Linked DNA regions of Homo sapiens: region 2 is linked to region 1. Evidence: read pairs that join two places in POLR2A ChIA-PET (ENCODE). Cell type or tissue: K562. All regions are shown on one strand. Region 1 has its middle 15 kb from the start of PIM3. Region 2 overlaps IL17REL (interleukin 17 receptor E like).

What was found. ChIA-PET counts read pairs that join two places held together with the same protein. Peaks named below come from ENCODE experiments on the same cell type or tissue, not always from the same donor. Only the 100,000 strongest peaks of a DNase experiment are listed, where the experiment ranks them.
Region 2: POLR2A ChIA-PET joins it to region 1 with 5 read pairs; 11 of 35 experiments call an interaction of 5 or more read pairs at or near these places.

Annotation. Positions count from the first base shown.
Region 1 is chr22:49,944,205-49,946,704 of GRCh38, forward strand. No RefSeq gene overlaps it. Among named protein-coding and RNA genes, the nearest start is that of PIM3, 15 kb to the right of the region's middle. RefSeq lists a silencer at 1-81. In K562, no CTCF peak of the experiment used is centred here; a DNase peak (open chromatin) is centred at 1,366.
Region 2 is chr22:49,995,442-49,997,941 of GRCh38, forward strand. IL17REL (interleukin 17 receptor E like) reads right to left here. Exons shown (of 15, transcript NM_001371417.1): 12 at 2,244-2,301; 13 at 1,879-2,042; 14 at 1,553-1,633; 15 at 1-1,419. The coding sequence ends at 1,234. Among named protein-coding and RNA genes, the nearest start is that of IL17REL, 16 kb to the right of the region's middle. In K562, no CTCF peak of the experiment used is centred here; no DNase peak of the experiment used is centred here.

The sequences.
Region 1 (2,500 bases):
AGGCCATGGCTGGCCACAAGCCGCCCTGCCGGAACTGCATGTTCTCAGTGTGGGCCCGAAAGGGATGGGGAGGCTCCTGCTCATCCTCAGCTGCACTCCCGCCCCCACTGCCCCTCTGGGAAGCCCCTGGCGTCTAACGTCCCATCAGCCAAAGACTTGCCAAGCACAGGCCCAGGCCTGGTCACCCCCAGCAGGGTCACCTCACTCTGGCCATGGAGGAGGTTGTGACACAGGATGGCCAGGCCTCAGCCCCACAGAGCTGCCTCCCTGAACCCTGTCCTGGCCTGGGAAGACTGGCTCTCACACTGCTGGGCCTGGGGACCAAGCCTGTGGGCAGAAGCGGCCCTCCAACGCTCAGGACAGGCCTGGGGTTGTCCAGGCCTCCCGGGTCCTGCCTCCTCCTGGACCTGGCCTTGGTCTGAGCACCTGTTCTCTCCATGCGGGTACCTGGGCCTCTGAAATCCCCGCTGGTGGAGGAGGTGTTGGGTGGCCCAGGATCACCAGCACACCAGGTGGCAGCCTCCACCCCAGACCTCAGGCTGCAGTGCCAGGCACCCAGAGCGCCAGGAGCCCACCGCAGTCACAGTGACAGCCGGGCCGTGCATCTTGGGGTGCGCTTGCGCCAGCCCAGAGCTCCTGACCGCATGATGTCCTGGGGGGTTGGGACCCGGAAAAAAGTCTCACTGCTCACCAGCCCCCCAGGAAACTCCGCCCCTTTACAGTGTCGCTGCTCACCAGTACCCCCAGGAAACTCTACGCCCCTTTACAGTGTCACTGCTCACCAGGTCCCCCAGGAAACTCTACGCCCCTTTACAGTGTCACTGCTCACCAGGTCCCCCAGGAAACTCTACGCCCCTTTACAGTGTCAACTGCTCACCAGGTCCCCCAGGAAACTCTACGCCCCTTTACAGTGTCACTGCTCACCAGGTCCCCCAGGAAACTCTACGCCCCTTTACAGTGTCACTGCTCACCAGGTCCCCCAGGAAACTCTACGACCCTTTACAGTGTCACTGATCACCAGGTCCCCCAGGAAACTCCGCCCCTTTACAGTGTCACTGCTCACCAGCCCCCCAGGAAACTCCGCCCCTTTACAGTGTCACTGCTCACCAGCCCCCCAGGAAACTCCGCCCCTTTACAGTGTCACTGCTCACCAGCCCCCCAGGAAACTCTGCCCCTTTACAGTGTCACTGCTCACCAGTCCCCCCAGGAAACTCTGCCCCTTTACAGTGTCACTGCTCACCAGGTCCCCCAGGAAACTCCGCCCCTTTACAGTGTCGCTGCTCACCAGCCCCCCCCAGGAAACTCCGCCCCTTTACAGTATTGCTGCTCACCAGCCCCCCAGGAAACTCCGCCCCTTTACAGTGTCGCTGCTCACCAGCCCCCCCAGGAAACTCCGCCCCTTTACAGTGTTGCTGCTCACCAGTCCCCCCCAGGAAACTCCGCCCCTTTACAGTGTCGCTGCTCACCAGCCCCCCAGGAAACTCCGCCCCTTTACAGTGTCACTGCTCACCAGCCCCCCAGGAAACTCCGCCCCTTTTGGGGCCAGAGATGCTGTGAGAAGTGGCCTTTTATTATATAAAACTGTTTTATGCAGAATTTAAGATGTACATGTGACCCCTGAGATTAAACCACAGCCCCAAACAGCTCCCTGATTTTAGCCTTGTAGGAGACCCTGGGGCAGAGGGAAACTGCTAAACCAGACTTGGATTCCAGACCCACCTGGAAGTCATAAATGTGTGTTGTTTTAAGCCACTATAATTTGGAGTCGTTTGTGACACAGCAGAGCAACAGATTACCATCATGGTGTTGAAGGTAGAGCCAGCTGGGCTTGCTGGCTGACTCCAGGGCATTGGAGGACGCCAGAGCATTGACCTGAGCCCCTGGCAGGTGTGGCTGGCAGCATTGGGACAAGGACAACGAAGGCTGCAAGTCAAGAACTCTGCGCTGGGGCCAGGCGGCGGCTCACACCTGCAATCCCAGCACTGTGGGAGGCTGAGCCTGATGGATCACCTGAGGTCAGGTTTGAGTTCAGCCTGCCCAACATGGTGAAACCCCGTCTCTACTAAAAATACAAAAATTAGCCAGGCATTGTGGTGCATTCCTGTAATCCCAGCTACTCAGGAGGCTGAGGCAGGAGAATCACTTGAACCCGGGAGGTGGAGGTTGCAGTGAGCTGAGATCACACCACTGCACTCCAGCCTGGGCAAAAGAGTGAGACTCCATCACAAAAAAAAAAAGACTTTGGATAAATATGTGTTGTCCAACAACTTTGGATAACAGAAAACACCACAACAAGTTGAGAAATGGATTACAGAAAAAAGAACGAGCTTCGTACGTTAGCACCTATAATATCATTTCATCCTGCATTTTGAACAATGAACCCTGAATTCTCATGTGCGCTGGGCTCTGCAAATCATGTGGCTGCTCCCCATAGTCAGGAAGGAGAGTGGGACTCAGGGGAGGAGGCAGGATGAGCTGAGACCCAGGCTGCCTGTCCCTA
Region 2 (2,500 bases), 51 kb after region 1:
CTAGGCCCCACAGTCAGGTGAGAACACCCCACACTCTCGGAGGGGGGCCTGGCTCAGCTGTCCGAGGCTGTGCCTTGGCCTCCTGCCCCCCAGCAATGTGTCCCTGGCACCTACTTGTTCGTGAGGAGATTCCTGGCCTCAGGCTGCCGTCCCATGTGGGTGGGTGCAGCTGGAGAGAGACGTAGGGGTGGTACTGGCTGGGACACCACCTCCCAGCCCTGCCCCCACTGTGCGAGGCTGAGACATGTGAGGGAAGGGGAGGGGGCTGCCCAGTCCTGGGGTGCCAGTGGCTGTGGACAGCAGCCTTCCATCTGCAGGGAGGCTCAGCAGACAAGTGAAGGAGGAGCCCACCCTGGCCCCAAGAGGAGTGTGTATGACCCCCAGATCCCCCCACCTGAGCCAGGCCCGGTCCTCCTGCTGCCTCCAGGCCTGTCCCTGGGGCCGTGGACTTGCCCAGCATAGCATGGGCACTCCACAGTGGCAGGTGCCAGCCCCAGGGACACCTGACCAGCAGGTGGCCATTGCCCCTTTAGTCTGTGATCTGCTGGAGGTGACCTTTGCTAGGGAGGGGGACCTAGGCTTGGCCAAAAAGTCTTGCTGGGAGAAGGGGGAGCTGAAGGTCTGCGGGTACTGCCACGGCCCTGGGCATGTCCTGTGGGCAGCAGGCTGCCCTGAAATGGCTGTGGCTCAGCTGAGCTGAGGAGACATTCCAGAGACCCCTGCCTGGCCCACTGGTGCTCCCTGGAAAGGGTCTCCAGAGGCCCTGGGTGCCAGGCTGTCCTATCCACCCCCTCCCACCCCTCCCACCTCTGTGGCTGTTGCGGTTCACCCCACCCGAAGCTAGGCAAGCTCTTTTGCTCACAGGGAGGGGTGCAGGTAGGAGTGCCAGCTCTGACCCTTCCTGGACTCCAAGGCAGAGCCACGCTCCTGACCACACCCAGGCCACATGTGCTTAGTTCTGTCCACTGGGCAGAGTCCTGTCCTGATGTACCCTGGGTCCTGGGAGCCTGGGCCTCAGTGGCTGGTGGGCAAAGGGACATCCCAAGTCACTGGCGGTTGGAACCAGAGCTCTGATCAGGGAAGGTGGACCCCCAGGGAGGAGGAGGCAAGGCCAGTGACAGTGAGACCAGGGTGGGCGTGCGGGAGGCCCAGCGGTGTGTGGTGGAGGGAAATGCAAGGCTGGAGGGCAGTGCTGGGCACAGACCTGGGTTTGGCGCAGAAGCCTGACCTGACTCAGGGCCGGATGGTCTCCCCGTTTCCCCCACCCAGTCTCCTGTTCAGTGCACGCCACGCCCAGCCTGCCGTGGGAGGCCTAGGTCTAGTCCTCGGCCTCCTGCGGCCCCTGAGAGATGGGCACCCACTGGAGCGGAGGTTGCAGAGCTGCTGGGGGACGGAGAAGTGTACATCGGTCCTCCAGCCCTGCAGGCATAAGGCAGCTCCGTCAACATGGCCTCCTGCTTCCCCCGGGGATGGGGGATGGGAAGGGGGGGTGTGAACTGAGGTCCTGCAGTGGAGGAGATGGCTAGGGGCTGGGCACAGCAGCGACACCCACCTGGATGCAGATGCCTGGGGCACAGGCCTCCTCCCTGGGAAGGTCTAGGAAGGCAAAAGCAGGGGCGGCTGCCAGGTCACCCTGGGTGGGGGAGGGCAGGTCACAGGCAATGGGAGGAAGGGTGGATCAGGCTAAACACTGTCCTTCTCCCACATCCTCTCAGCACCCACAAAGCAGGGCTGGCCTCCCATCCCTCCCTGCCAGGTAGACTAGACCCTGGGTGGGCTCAGGGCCCGGGTGGGGCAGAGACCACCACAGGGAAGTGATGGGGTCCTGCCGCCACCACCCCCACCTCCCCAGGATGGAGCCCCACTCTCTCGGCTCACTGAGGCTGAAGGGAGCGGGCTGGCCTGGAGTGTGCGTTGGCAGGCAGGGAGCTGTGACTTCCTCCTGTGACACAGGTGCACCTGGAAGTGGGCGGGGCTGGACGAGAAGAAGGTGACCCGGAGGTGGCCCTTTGTGGGCGAAGGCTGGATGGTCATTTTCCAGGCTGTGGGGAGTGAAGGGTGAGACCCCCATCCGGCCCAGCACCCCACCGCCTCCCTTCCTTCCCCAGTGGGCCTGGCGCCTGCCCACTGTACCTCCCCCACACTGGCTTGGCACCGTTATTCCACCTCCCTGACCAGCACAGAGTGATATAAAGGATGTTCTGTGCTGCGTCCACATTGCGTAGGCCTCATGGAGAACTTACTTGGGAAGCGACGCTGTTCGAAAGGGCACCGCACCCAGGACCCCCAACTGGTAGAGAACTGCAAAGTGGGGTGAGGGGTGCAGGAGGGTGGAGTGTGTGTGAGGCAGGGGCAGGGACAGGGGCAGGGACAGGGACAGGCTGGGTCAGCTTCAGGGTGCTCTGGGCCCAGTTCTCCTCCTTAGGCCCTTAGCTCACCCACTGTCAGACCAGGAGGGGGCTCTGAGGGACGCCTGGGAGGCTAGGCTCCAGGGCTGGGC